2 separate regions of the Homo sapiens genome follow, and region 1 is linked to region 2. The links are chromatin loops, found by intact Hi-C in ENCODE. Cell type or tissue: B cell. All regions are shown on one strand. Links, peaks and the distances in the headings refer to the core of each region. The heading gives the core; the rest is flanking DNA.

Region 1 (7,357 bases), core at 751-5,750, 280 kb after region 2:
TCACGCCTGTAATCCTGGCACTTTGGGAGGCCGAGGCGGGCAGATCACTTGAGGTCAGGAGTTCAAGACCAGCCTGACCAATATGGTGAAACCTCATCTCTACCAAAAATACAAAAATTAGCCGGGTATGGTGGTGCACGTCTGTAGTCCCAGCTACTCGGGAGGCTGAGGCAGAAGAATCGCTTGAACCCAGGAGGTAGAGGTTGCGGTGAGCCGAGATGGCGCCACTGTACTCCAACCTAGGTGACAGAGCGAGACTTCATCTCAAAAAAAAAAAAAAAAAAAAGAGTTAAGAGTTAAGTTTTCAGCTGGGCATGGTGACTCACACCTGTAATCCCAGCACTTTGAGAGGCTGAGACAGTCAGATTGTCTGAACTCAGGAGTTCAAGACCAGCCTGGGCAACATGGCAAGACCCTCTCTCTACTAAAAATACAAAAATTGGCTGGGCATGGTGGTACACGCCTGTAATCCCAGCTACTCGGGAGGCTGAGGCACAGAATAGCTTGAACTTGGGAGGCAGAGGTTGCAGTGAGCCGCAATCACGCCACTGCACTCCAGCCTGGGTAACAGAATGAGACCCTGTCTCCAAAAAAAAAATAAATAAATAAATAAAAAAGTTAAGTTTTCTACATTAAACATGTATTATAGTTATAATACTTGAGTTTGTGGAAGTGGACAGGCAGGGCCAAGAGGAATGGCTGAATTGCAGAGCCTTGTATACAGAATGCCTGCTGGTATAGAAGCTAAGCCTGTAGCTTATTTCAAGGACTGTGCCAGACAAATGCCAGTGCAGAGAGGCCAAAAGCCAAACCTGTGGACTTTCTGGACTTCAGTTCCAGAATGGTGCCAGCCTCCTGGCCCTTAAGTACACTGGGGGCCAGGGCTCCTTGTCTCTGGGCCTAGTGCCTCCTGGGCATTCACTAACTCAACAACTGTTGAATGAATGGAATGCCCAGGCCAATGAGCCTGCCCCTGACAGGTGGAGTGGAGGGCATTTTTCTTTGCCCCTGTCCCTCCCTTTGATCCTAGAACCCATAATCCTGTTCAGATCTTTGAGGACAAGACCCTCAGGTTGTTAGATTTCCGCAGACCTGAGCCTTCTATAATGCTTGTCACACAGCTGAATGGAAGATGCTTGCCCAGGTCCCAAGTGGTACCCACAGGAACAGGCCCCTGGAGTACAGGAGACAGGCCACCTGGCCCACCCCTGGTACAACCCCCTCCCACCCACTCATTAAGAGGGAGGGCCCCTAAAAGCCCTTCTTGCCCTTTCTTCAACCTGTATCAGCATCCCCAGAAAGCAAGGCATCCCAGAGGTCAACCTCAGAGGAAACGCAGACTGCTCTCCCCACTCAAGAGCAGAATGACATGGGAAGATTCTAACATCTCTAGGCCTCAGCTTCCCAATCTGTAAAAAGGGACTGCTGCTGATGGGGTTAAATGAGTTAATTAAGTAAAGCGCTTGGCACAGAGCCTGGCACACAAGACATCCTCAAAACAATGGTGGCTGCTATTGTTATTATTATTAGCATTGTGGTGATTCCGGAAGGCAGCACTGGGCATGGGGCCAAGGGGGTTGGGGGAGCCTCCTCAGGATGCCTCAGGGACCAGCTGCCACCCACACCCCCATCAGCAGTTAGGCAGCTTCTACCTCCTTGTCCTGAGTCCTGCCTCACCCCTCCCACTTGCTCCAAGTTCCCTGCTGAGACCCCATCCTGCCTGGCCAGACCCCGCCTGCACACCAGAGCCCCACCTTCACCCATAGGCTGCGCCAGTCAAACTGGTCTCCACACCCTGCCCTGTGCCCCACAGTTCCCAGCTCCAGGCTTCTACGCCTCCAATCCCTTCTCCCACTGGAATTCAGCCGCCTCTTCTGGGCCCTCCAGTCTGAATTCGTCTTGAGCTCAGCGATCAGGGAGGGCTTTATTAAAGGATCTCCCTGAGACATTTTCTCTCCTGGCACTGGGGGCCTCCTCTCCAGCTCCCAGAGGCCCAGCCCACCTAGTCCTTCTACAGAGACTCAGGGGTCGGCCTGCCTGATTAATGAGGTTCCATGGCAACCAGGGCCTGGGAGGGTGGAGGGTGGCAGATGGAAGGACAGGCAGAGGGAGGGGATCAGCAGCTGGTCCAGCTGCCCCGCCCCTGCAGAGAAGGCCTCCCAGCCAGGAGGGCTGTCCCCAGAGGCCTGGCCGGCCAGGCCTGCACCTGGCAGTCAGCATCGAGGCAGGAAGGAGGGTCTCCTCAATGGCTCACCAACGGTTAGGCCCCAGGACTTTCCTCCGCCCCGCCTTCACTTCCCCTAGCAGCTGTGCTCACTACCGAGATGCAAATTCTGAGCTGAAGCCAGCAGGCCTCAGTTCAAATCCCAGCCCCACCACCTGCAGCCGTGTGACCAGGGGCAAGTCACTTTCCCTCTCTGGGCCTCAGTTCCTCCTCCGTCAGATGGGCACAGTGACAACACAGCTCACAGCGGGGTTGTGAGTTTTAGCTGGCTTGAAGTCGCCCAAAGGCCTGGCATGCAGTAAACGCCAGTTGAATACACGTGGGCTATTATTATCACTGAGTCCGACGCTGGGGAGGCTCCGGTGAGGAAGCTGAGGCGCAGAGCACAGAGCAGCAAACAGGGACCGGCCCGAGGTCACCCCGCACCCCAGGGCGGGGCCCGGAGGCCCAACCCCGGCTCTGCACCGCCCAGCCTGGGCGCCTCAGTCAACCCCTCCCCCGCCCCCTGCCGCCTCCAGGCCAAACACGGCGCCCTCCCGGGTCTGCGCGGGGGGCACAGGCGGCGCTGTCGGCGCGGCGTCCCTGGGGTCCGTACCGGCGGGCGGCCGAGCGCGGGCCGCGGCGCACTGGGTGTGGGCCGGGGCGCCTGCGGTGTGGCGAAGAGCAGCAGGTCAGGGTCGCAGGGGCCGGCGGCGGGCGCCGCGGGGCCGGTGGGAGCCGGCGGGGCGCTGGCGTCCTGCGCGGCGGAGATGATGACGATCTGCGAGGAGTCGAGCAGCCGCAGCGCGCCGGCCCCGAGCAGGGCCTCCAGCGCCGGCGCGCATGGGCCGCCCGCAGGGGCCCCGGCCAAGGCCATGACGCTCACGGCCCGCGCGGCCCGGGTGACAGGCGGCGGCGGCGGCGCGGGCCCATGGCGGCAGGCCTCGGCGAGGGCTCGATCCCGCTCCGCCCCCGGCCGCCGCTGCCTGCAAAGTCCCGGCCACTTTTACGCGCCAAATCCTTTTTGCCGCGAAAGAGCCACGAGCCGCCGAGCGCCGCCACAATTGGCTGCCCCGGCCGTGACGGGAACAACGGCGGCGGTTCCTATTGGCTTTAACGCGCCGGACCCGGCGGCGAGGGGCGGGATGGGGCGGCGGCGCGGGGCGGTACGGCCAATGGCGGGGCGGGGCGCGCGCAGGCTTTGTCCGGATGGTACCAGGCGCGGTGTGACTCCCCGCCCCCAGCCCGGGCGTCCCCTGCTGGAGGCGTGGGGACACCGGAACATAGGCCCCGCCCCGCCCCGACGCTCCCGCATCCCACTGACCTTTCTATAGTGCAGGTTCAGAACAGAGCCTCTCTTCTGCACGTGACCCTCAACCTGTAGCCCCCAACAGCCTCAGCTTAGATTTCCAGAGACTGTCCCCTCTTCTTTTCAGGATCATCAGTTCCACAGCCCAGCCATCAGCCACCTCTTCCATCCTCAACTTGCCTCACCCATGACATTATCCTAATCCTGCACCCAGCCCTATCCCGCTCACCCAGAGCCCAAGCTGAAGAGCGGTGCCTGGAAATGGCGAGGGGGACGTCGGGCTTTCCTGCAAGTCCCATTTTAGCCAAAATCTCCAACAGCCAACGTATAGCATCTGCTTGAACTCATTCATTCCCTCACTCATTCAACAAACGTTTGGAGAGCTTGCTCTGTGCCCCATCCTCAATTCGTGGCCCTAAGGAGCTCACAGTCCAGTAGACAGGGGAACAGAAAGGTAACAGACGTTTACAATACGATGAAGTGGCGTCTGGGCGCGGTGGCTCACCACCGGAATCCCTGTAATCAGCTGGCGGGGTGGATCGCATGAGCCCAGGAGTTCGAGACCAGCCTGATCAACATGGTGAAGACCCATCTCTACAAAAAATACAAAAATTAGCCAGGCATGGTGGCGTGTGCCCGTAGTCCCAGCTACTTGGGAGGCTGAGGTGGGAGGATTGCTTGAGCCCGAGAAGTCGAGGCTGCAGTGAGCTATGATCATGCCACTGCACACCAGCCTGGGCGACAGAGCGAGATCCTGTCTCTAAAACAAAAAAAGAAAACACATCACTTCTAGGGAGCCCTCCCAAGGATTTACTCACTTCCTCTATTGCCCACTGCTGCCTCTGCTCCAATGCTGACCACACACACTCCTTTTCTCCATCTGCCTCCCCTGCCAATCTAGGAGCTCAGTAGCGACTCCTCCCAACACTGGTCTGGCCCAGAGCAGGCGCTGAGAAAGGTTATGAAAGAAACAGAGGCTAAGCCAGAGGCTGCCTAGACTGTGACAAGGAGACCACGGTTCTGCAAGGGTGGTCCTTAGGCCACTGGCTTCAGAACCACGTGGTCACTTGCTAATTTTGGGCCCACCCTGGCCCTGCCAATTTAAAATCTCTAGGTGCCCAAGAATCTGCATTTTAACAATGCCATGTCCCCTTTCCAGGTGATATTTGTTATTCTTTTTCTTTTTTTTTTTTTGACACTTAGGGAATTAGAAAAGCCAGTATCTTATTTTTTTTTTCCTATTTATTTTATATAGACGAGGTCTCACTATGTTGCCCAGGGTAGTCTCAAACCCCTGGGCTCAAGAGATCCTCCCGCCTCAGCCTCCAGCATAGCTGGTACTCCAGGTGACTGCCACCTCACCAAGCTTCCAGGTTATTTTTATGCATACTCACATTTGAAAGCAAACTGGTGTACCAGCATAATCAAAATGAGTGGTGCAGCCTCAAATCACAGCTCCTGAGGATGCTTCTCACCCTTAGTTTCAAATGGGCACACAGACCTTGCCCTGGCCCCTTCCAGGGTTGCCAGGAGAATGAAAAGCATAAGGAATTGGAAAGTGTTTTACAAACTATGAGGTGGTTTAGGAAATCAGGAGTTGTTTTCCCCTCCAATGAGTAGTTTCTGAAATTACTCATTGCAAATCCTAGAATGTATCATAGCTAGAAGGGACCACAGAGACCACATAAGCCTCTTGCTGTATGGATAGGAAAACTGAGGCCCTTTCAGGAGAAAGTAACTGTGAAGCCAACCAGTGACCAAATTGGGCCTACACTGCATTCCCAGCCCTGAGGTCTGCCTGTCCCCCTTCCCCATCCCCTCTCCATAAAGAAGCTGAGGGGTAGGTCCCATTCTAAACAACCAACGCAGGTGCTGGCAGAGAGCAAGAGAAACCAGCACATTCCCATTCCAGATGGAAAGAGTGTCCTTTCCCTGCACCTTCCCACAGGGTCCCAGTAACACTAACATTCATTTGTGTGAAGCCCTCTCAAACCCAAGTCATTCAACAAACACTTATTAAGCACCTATTATATACCAAGCACTGTGCTGGTTTAACTGTGGTGGCTGGCAAAGAGAGATGTCTATTATTATTGCTCCATTTTATGATGAGGAAATTTGAGGCCAAAAGGGCCTGAGTTTACCAAGTAGATGAAAAGGTTATTTTTCAGGCTTGGTGAGGCTGAGGTTGGGGGTTTTCCAAAGTCCTGCCCGCCCCAGAGTATTCAAGTACACATCCAGGTAGAAGTAGGCGCCCTCCGTCCCACAATCCTTCAGGTCCTGCTGAAGCAGAAAGGAGTGAAGACCAGCATTCCTAGCATGAAACTGAGGAAGAGATAAGGGCCTTCTGTACCTATTAATACCTACTTGAAAGCAGAAAAGCCTGATAGATGAGGCCCCTTGGCCCTAAGCCTGGCAGCTCCTGATAAGGCTGTTCTCAATGTCAACAGTTTTCAAAAAACAGTTTCCAAAAAATCCACAGTCACTGGGCAGCCACTTCCATTGATGATCTCCTTTCAACCCCATAATCCCGTAAGTAAGCTTGTTTATCCACATGGTGCAGGAAGGAAGAGGCTCAGAGAGGGGCATTCATAGCTCAAGGTCACACAGCAGAACTGAGATGAGAACTTCACTTGTCCCACTGCAAAACCCAGGACCTGCCCTTGCCACCCTCTGTAAATACCCCAAAAGCCAGGCTCAGGGCTGTCAAGATTATAAAGTGTAGTTTCTAAAGGGTATTATGGTGGATAGTGGCTTGGTTCATAGGTGCTTATTTCCATCACCACCTTCACCAACCAAACTAGAGGAGTTCGAGGGGATGCAATCTGTTGGGCCCACAATCCTGTGCCTGGAGACCTCTTTCCCTTGGTTCTTTCCAAGAAGCAGAGTGGTGTAGAGGTGATAGCATGGGCTTCTAAATCAGGTGGGTGTAATCAGAAATCTTGGTCAACATGACCTTGGACAAGTCAATTCACTTCATTCAATCCACAGATATTTACTGAGCACCTATTATGTGTCAGACATTGTGCTAGGTGCTGGGGACACAGTTATAAGTAAAACAGACCCCTGGAACTCACAGTCCAGTGGGAAAGTTAGGAATTATTTCTCTGTCACTGCACAGTATGCTTGTTAAGAAGTTTGACAAGTGACACAAATAATTTAAACCTATTTATTCCACAAACAGCACCTCCCCTAAGCATACATTCTTAGCTTACAAAAAAACAAAAATTCACCAAACATGAATATCCAGTCATGATAAGGAATGCATAATTGGGAGAAAAGATTCTGTGATGACTTAATTTTATGAAGGGCACAGAGATGTCCATTGTTGAGTTGTGGCAGAGGGAGGTGGGGAGTTTTGCATCTGCAACAATCCCTCAATGCTACCCTGACTGACAGTTTACTGTCCCTGGAGATATTCTGTCACTGTGCCAGTTCTGGCTATATCTGAACAGACCTCTTGCCCATCCAAAAGGCAGTCTAACATAGAAACAAGCCTTTGGAGTCGGGTGGCCCCCAACCCTGTGGCTTCCCGCCTCTGTGATCTTGGGGAAGTGATTCACCCTCTTGAAGAGCTTTGCTTGCCTCATCTGCAGAACAACAGATAACAGCTTCTTTACACGATGCGTGTCAAAGTTTAAGAAAACAAAACAAGCAGAGTTTGCAAACTGGCCCCCAGATATAACTCAATTTGCCCATAGAAGATTTTTCTTGAATTATGAATTTGTTTTAAGATTTGAGGAAATTGGAAAATACCATATAAAAATTAACATGTCTGGCTTTTCTTTCTCTTTTCTTTTTTTTTTTTGAGACGGAGTTTCACTATTGTTGCCCAGGCTGGAGTGCAG
Region 2 (7,357 bases), core at 1,583-6,582:
ACCCGGGTTCAAGCGATTCTCCTGCCTCAGCCTCCTGAGTAACTGGGATTACAGGCAAGCGCCACCACACCCGGCTAATTTTTGTATTTTTAGTAGAAACAGGGTTTCACCATATTGGCCAGACTGGTCTCTAACTCCCCACCTGCGGTGATCCACCCACCTTGGCCTCCCAAAGTGCTGGGATTACAGGCATGAGCTACTGTGCCCGGCTACTGAGACAAGTATTTGAGTGCAGGTAGTTGATTTGCAAAGTAATCTCAGGAAACACTGGTAGGGTAGTAGGGGAGTGAAACAGGGAGGGGAGACAGCCAATAAACATTGTTAACAAGCAACTTTCTTGCAGGCATCTAGGTCTTAATCCTGCTGGAGAACACTGGGAAATAATGCAGAACACTGTGCTGGTTAATTATTTGTGTCAACTTGACTGGGCCACAGGTTGCCCAGATATCTAGTTAAACGTTATTTCTGGGTGTTTCTTGAGGAAGAGATTAGCTTTGGTGGACTGAGTAGAGTAGACTACCCTCCACAATCTGGATGGACATCATCTAACCCCTTGGGGACCCAAATAGGACAGGAAGACAGAGCAAGGTTGAATTCTCTGTCTGCCTGACTGCTTAAGCTGAGACATTGGTCTTCTCCTGCCCTTGGACTGGGACTTAAACACCATTGGCACTCCTGATTCTCAGTCTTTTAGATTCAAACTGGAATTTACACCACCACCTTTCCTCGGTGTGCAGCTTGCAGATGGCAAATTGTAGGACTTCTCAGCCTCTATAATCACTTGATCCAATTCCTTATGATAAATCTCATTCTAGATGTAGAAATATACATATAGTGGCCAGGCACAGTGGCTCATATCTGTAATCCCAGCACTTTGGGAGGCCAAGGTGGGAAGATCACTGGAGGTCAGGAGTTCGAGACCAGCCTGGCCAACATGGTGAAACCACATCTCTAATAAAAATGCAAAAATTATGGCCAGGCGCAGTGGCTCACACCTGTAATCCCAGCACTTTAGGAAGCCGAGGCAGGCGGATCACCTGAGGTCAGGAGTTCAAGACCAGCCTGGCCAACATGGTGAAACCCCCGTCTCTACTAAAAATACAAAAAAATTAGCCGGGCATGGTGGCGAGCGCCTGTAATCCCAGCTGCTCAGGAGGCTGAGGCAAGAGAATTGCTTGAGGCCAAGACAGGAGGATTGCTTGAGTTCAGGAGTGTGAGACCAGCCTGAGTAACATGGCAAGACCCCATCTCTACAACAAATTAAAAAATAAAAAATTAGCCAGCCATGGTGGCACAGTCCTATAGTCTTAGCAACTTGGGAGGCTGAGGTAGGAGGATCACTTGAGCCTGGGAGGCCGAGACTGCAGTAAGCTGGGATCCCGCAACTGCACTCCAGCCTGGGCAACAAAGCGAGACCCCACCTCCAAAACAAAAAATAGGGCGGAGGGTGGTGTTCCAAGTGAAGGCACCAGACTGCTGATGGCCAGAAGGAAAAGGAGTGAGTCTTTGGTGGTTTGGGATGTTGCTGAAAATTTAGTGGATAAGCTGAGAAAATTTCATTTTCACAAAGAAACAATGCTACCATTGTAAGTAAGCTAAAAGTGATTGCCTCAAAGTTAAGTTACCTGGTCTCTCTTTTTTTTTTTTTTGAGACAGAGTCACGCTCTGGGGCCCAGGCCGGAGTGCAGTAGCGCAATCTCTGCTCGCTGCAAACTCCACCTCCAGGGTTCAAATGATTCTCCTGTCTCAGCCTCCCGAGTAGCTGAGATTACAAGTGCACACCACCATATCTGGCTAATTTGTTGTTGTTGTTGTTTGTTTTGTTTGTTTTTTTGAGACCGAGTCTCACTCTGTTACCCAGGCTGGAGTGCAGTGGCCGCGATCTCAGCTCACCGCAACCTTCACCTCCCAGGTTCAAGCAATTCTCCTGCCTCAGCCTCCTGAGTAGCTGGGATTACAGGCAGGTGCCACCATGCCCGGCTAATTTTTGTATTTTTAGTAGCAACAGGGTTTCACCATGTTGGCCAGGCTGGTCTTGAACTCCTGACCTCAGGTGATCCGCCCACCTCAGCCTCCCAGAGTGCTGGGATTACAGGCATGAGCCATCACACCAGGCACATCATCTTTGTTTTATCTTGTCGCTACATTAAAGAAACTGAACCTTTCAAAAGTTTAAAAAAAAAAAAGTTCTGGGCTTGGCACGGTGTCCTAGCACTTTGGGAAGCTGATGCAGGAGGATCACTTGAGGTCAGGAGTTTAAAACCAGCCTGGCCAACATGGTGAAACCCTATCTCTACTAAAAATACAAAACATTAGTGGGGCATGGTGGTGGGCGCCTGTAATCCCAGCTACTCAGGAGGCTGAGGCAGGAGAATCGCTTGAACCGGGAGGTGGATGTTGCAGTGAGATGAGACCCTGCCTGGGTGACAGAGCAAGACTCCGTCTCAAAAAAAAAAAAGTTCTCCATCATTGCCATTGTCATTGTGATTTTAGGTAGGGAGTCATAACCACTGCCCACTCACATCCAGCCAGCACATCGCAGTTTCCGAAGTACCAAACACATTCCACTCCACCTCCCTTCTGCAGGAAAGGGTCCTGAAGCTCTCTAAGATGGCTTTGACATGGGTCCACAAATTCTTTGACATTCCTTTCTTCAAGAGGTGGAGCCTAATTCCCCTCCCTTTGAGTGTGGACTGAACTTAGTGACTCATTTCTAATGAATAGAACAAAGCAGAAGCAACAGTGTAAGGCTTCCAAGACCGGGTCATAAGAGGCACTGTTTGTGGCTTCCTCCTTGCCCTCTCTTCTGTCTCACTGTGGGGAAAGCCAACTGCCATATCATGAGAAAACTCAAGCAGCAGCTCTAGGGTTAGCCCTACATGGTGAGGAACTGAGACCTCCTACCCACAGCCATGTGCATGAGCAGTATTGGAATGGATCCTCCAGCCCCAGTCAAGCCTTCAGATGACTGCAGCCCTAGCCGACAACTTGACTGCAACCTCATGAGCGACCCTGAGACAAGAACAGCCCAGCTTAGCCCCTCTCAAATTTCTGACCCACAGAACCTAAGAGATAATGAATATTTGTCATTTTAAGCTGCAAATTTTGGATAATTTGTCACACAACAATAGATAACCAATACACTGTCTTTGGCCCATGTAGTAAAGGTCTGTTCTTCTCCAGGGAAAGGTGCCCTAGTCCTTGGTCTGGTCCATCTTGGGACTGCAGGGGCCACCCCAGGACCCAAAGGCCAAGGCACAGACCACATACACTGGGCCGGGCTGCCTGTGTGCTCACAGGCTGTTTATTTATCCAAGAGTAAGGAGGAGAGAGACAGGATGAAGAGAAAAACCAGACTCCCCACGGTGGCAGGGCTGAGGGGAAAAACAAACAGAAAATCTCCTCTTCTTTCTCTTGCTGCTGACCCCAGGGTACTCCAGCTTCAGATGGGACCTCTGGGGGTGGCTTAGGGGCCTCGAGGAGGCCCGGCAGCTCAGCTGTTGGCTGGGGTCAGGATCCGCACAGGGGCAGGTCCCAGACTCGGAATGGCTTCTGTGTACACAAAATATCTCTCTGCAAAAGGCACTGGTGGAGGGGGGCAGCAGGAAGGCCACCCCATCACAGGCAGAGTCCACTCTGTCCTGCGTCTGGGTCCTGGGCCCCAAGACCAATCCAGTCTCCCTCAGGGTTGGGGTTTCGGAGGCCCTTGTTCCTCTCCTCTCCCTTCCCTCAGCCCAGGGGTGAGCAGGCAGTCGGTGGAGGCCCAGCTCAGGCCATGTCATGGACACCCCTCTTCAGGGCTAGTGCATCCGGCGACTTCTAGGCCAACAGCCCGAGGCGGGTGACTTTGGCCGACAGGAAGGAGTGGATGATGAAGACTATGGTTTTGGGACACGAGTGCAGGTCCAGCTGCTGGAGGGTGGATGGAGAGAAGAGTCAGGGCCCTGGCCAGCCTGGCCTCCGAGAGTGCACACCCCCTCCTCCCCAGGGTGCAGAGGCAGCCCCTCACTCACGATCTCGCCTTCAGCACCTCCAAAATCCAGGAAAAGGAGACTGGCACCGTCATCTGAAGACATCTGCAGCTTCTCGAAGGGCTGTCGCAGGAGCACAGCTCGGGCTGCACCTGGCTCAGCCGCCCACAGTGTGAAGCCCTTGTCGATGTGCACAGACAGGCTGCAGGGACGCCCATTCCACGTGCAGGCTGCAGGGAGGGCACATAGGTACAGGCACAGCTGGCACCTCAGAGACTACACCCCAACCTCCAACCCCCACCGCAGCTTACAAAGTGGGGCCTGAATGCCTCCAGGGATGGGAGGCTCACTGTTTGTCGTGGCACCAGTACACCCACCCTGCAGAGAGTCATCACCCCCACCCTCAGAGGACCTACACCCACTTCCAGTCCCACTTCCAGCAGCACAAGTAGAAAGGGGGAGCTTAAAATGTGCCATGGACAGGAGGCTCACTGCTGATAAAGGCATCATCAGATCTACCAAGCACCGCCCTTGGAGACCTGCAGAGTTACCCGGCTAAATTTAAATTTCAGATAAACAATGACTAATTTGGGCATACTTCTGTGAAAAAAGTATTCATTGTTAACCTGAAATTCAAATGAGGCTGGGTGTCCTGTATTTATTTCCTCTGGCAACCCTACCCCAAGTGCCATCTCTCACATCCTCACCAGCAGATTGACAAAACTGGGGCAAGAAAACCCCAGGGAGAAGAGTCTCTGCCTGCTAGGGCACCTGCACATCCAAAACAGAGGGCCCAAACCCAACTTCCTTTTTTTTTTGGAGAAACAGTCTCACTCTGTTACCCAGGCTGGAGTGCAGTGGGCGCAATCTCGGCTCACCACAACCTCCATCTCCCGGGTTCAAGTGATTCTCGTGCCTCAGCTTCCTGCGTAGCTGGGACTACAGGCACCTAGTACCATGCCCGGCTAATTTTTGTATTATTATTTTTTTTTTTTGAGACAGTCTTGCTCTGTCGCCCAGGCTGGAGTGCAGTGGCACAATCTGGGCCCACTACAACCTCCACCTCCCAGATTCAAACAATTCTGCCTCAGCCTCCCGAGTAGCTAGGACTACAGGCGCCCACCACCATGCCCGGCTAATTTTTGTATTTTTAGTAGAGACAGGGTTTCACCATTTTGGCCAGGCTGGTCTCAAACTGCTGACCTCAAGTGATCCACCCGCCTCAGCCTCCCAAAGTGCTGCGATTACAGGCGTGAGCCACCGCACCTGGCCAATTTTTGTATTATTAGTAGAGACAGGGTTTTGCCATGTTTGCCAGACTGGTCTCAAACTTCTGACCTCAGGTGATCCACCCACCTTGACCTCCAAACCCCATTTTCTATCCCCTCCTGAAGTGCCCTAAAGAAGGAAGCTTGAATGCCCCTGGGGATAAGAGGCTTATTACCAGAGGGACACTCCCAGATCCTCCCAGCACACCTGTAGACACCTCCTGCACACCCTCGGCGGCCCGGTGACAGCCATCCACAAGCTGGCGGGTCCAGGCAGCCAGCTCCTGCGGTGACTCCACGCTGAACAGGTGAGTGTCCACACCGTGACGCGTGCCCGTGCGCAGGGCAAAAGAGAGCTCTGCATCGTAGGGCACTGAGCCCTTGGAGGGGCCTGAGTGCACCAGTCTGGGGGTTGGGGGCAGAGGGCTGAGCATGAGGCCTCAGGCCGGAGGCAAATAGTTCTGGGCAAAGGGGCCAGTGACCTGGGAAGAAACCCTGTAAATCCTTTACCACCTAACAGGACAGGACTTGCCAGGGGGCACTGATTGACTCAGCAGGAGACATCTCCTGCCACCCTCCCCGTCACTCCCTTGGCTCTGGCTATACTGGTGTCATCACACACACCTAGCACATGCCTGCCTCAGCACCTTTGCATATGCTCTTCCCTCTGCCTATACATGCTTCCCTGATTATCTGCACGGCTCACTCCCTCACTTCCTTCAGATGTTAGTTTAAATGTCACCTCCTCTGAGAAGCCTTCCCTGACCTCCCAGTCCAAAATAGCACCCTTGTCACTCACTAGCCTTACTTTTTAATCATGGTACCAGAAATTATACTTTTTATTATTTGTTTTCGTTGGTTTTTGACTGTCTTTTTCACTAGAATGTCAACTAGGTTAGAAATTTTGATCTTGTGTTCACCACTGTATTCCCAGTAACTAAAACCATGCCTGCCCACAGTAGGTGCTCAGTAAACTTTTGTTGCCTAACTTGAATCACTTGATTAGGCAGACAGTCCAGGACCTAGTTATCCCTAGTAGCCAGCAGGCTCCTGACACACGGGCCAGAGCCAGCCTGAGGTAAGGAGACATGGGGGACAAGGACTTCAGACCCCTGCAGCTTGACTCTCACTTGCTGTGTGGCCTTGGTAAGCCAACTGCCCCTCTCTGGGGCAGAAAGTTCTGCCCCATATCCCTCTTTGTTCCTCCCTCCACCCACTCTTTCTCCTATAGCTCAGTTCCCCCCGCCACAGACTGCTGCTGACACCCGCCTTCGACTTTCCAGCCCTGAGCTGCAGACCCTCGAGTCCCCAGGCTTCCTATCCAAGCTCCCTCTCCATCCCACACACACTCTGGACTTAACTCAGCATCTTGCTCCAGCCTCCTCCCTTTCCACCCCCACCCCCAGTCCCACGCTCACCCAGACACAAGCTCCAAACCTCCTGTTCATTCCGGACCCCTCCTTCACCCGCCCCATCTGGCAAGCACGGAGCCCTGTTAATTTTACACCCATGTGGTTTCCAATGCCAATGCTGCCTTTCTTCCCCATCTGCTCCTGCCACCCACCTCCACCTCCCCCAGCCACCATCATCTCTCCTGCATGACTGCAGCACCTCCCCACTTCCATCCTGCACTCTCCGCTGCATTCTCCACGTGGCAGCCACAGGGATTCTCTTAAAGCAACCAGAGCACCTCGCTCCCCAGCTTAAACCCTTCAACACTACCAAACTCTTAAGCTAAAGCTAACATTCCTTAATCAGGCAATAGAAGCTCTTCAAGATCAGGCCCTGCCAACTCCCTTCTCTCCATTTCCTGCATGAATTCTGGTTATCACAAACTCATAGCTCCATGAACATGCTATAGCCCTTCATGCCTCTGTACTTTTGACCATGATGTTCTCTCTGCATGGGATGCTCTTTCACCCTTTCTTAAACAGAAAACTTCTACTCATCCATCAAAGTCCAGCTCAAATGTCACCTCCTCCCTGAAGCCTTCCTCTACTACCCCAACAGAGTTAAGTGGCTCCTACAAACCCTGCACTGTAATGGCTGTTCCTGGGTCTGTCTCCCCAGCCAGACAAGGTTCTCTCTGGAGGCAGAAACTGTTGGGGTCAGCTCTGT

Evidence for each region. Hi-C counts contacts between places; a loop is a spot of excess contacts. Peaks named below come from ENCODE experiments on the same cell type or tissue, not always from the same donor. Only the 100,000 strongest peaks of a DNase experiment are listed, where the experiment ranks them.
Region 1: a loop joins it to region 2, with 15 times the contacts of the local background. A loop is called at or near these places in 3 of 110 quality-filtered maps.

What each region holds. Positions count from the first base shown.
Region 1 is chr20:33,683,185-33,690,541 of GRCh38, forward strand. It overlaps E2F1 (E2F transcription factor 1), which reads right to left and starts at 3,201. Exons shown (of 7, transcript NM_005225.3): 1 at 2,820-3,201. The coding sequence starts at 3,080. RefSeq lists silencers at 2,571-2,930, 3,041-3,540. In B cell, for the core only: CTCF peaks have their summits at 3,444 (motif pointing left) and 3,645; DNase peaks (open chromatin) are centred at 2,327 and 3,347; H3K4me3 peaks cover 1,609 bases; H3K27ac peaks cover 885 bases.
Region 2 is chr20:33,404,688-33,412,044 of GRCh38, forward strand. SNTA1 (syntrophin alpha 1) reads right to left here. Exons shown (of 8, transcript NM_003098.3): 6 at 5,448-5,644; 7 at 4,014-4,201; 8 at 3,270-3,912. The coding sequence ends at 3,820. It overlaps LOC124904889 (a long non-coding RNA gene), which reads left to right. Exons shown (of 2, transcript XR_007067567.1): 2 at 5,366-7,357. Among named protein-coding and RNA genes, the nearest start is that of CDK5RAP1, 6.8 kb to the left of the region's middle. In B cell, for the core only: no CTCF peak of the experiment used is centred there; DNase peaks (open chromatin) are centred at 4,704, 5,584 and 5,844; H3K4me3 peaks cover 1,714 bases; H3K27ac peaks cover 3,495 bases.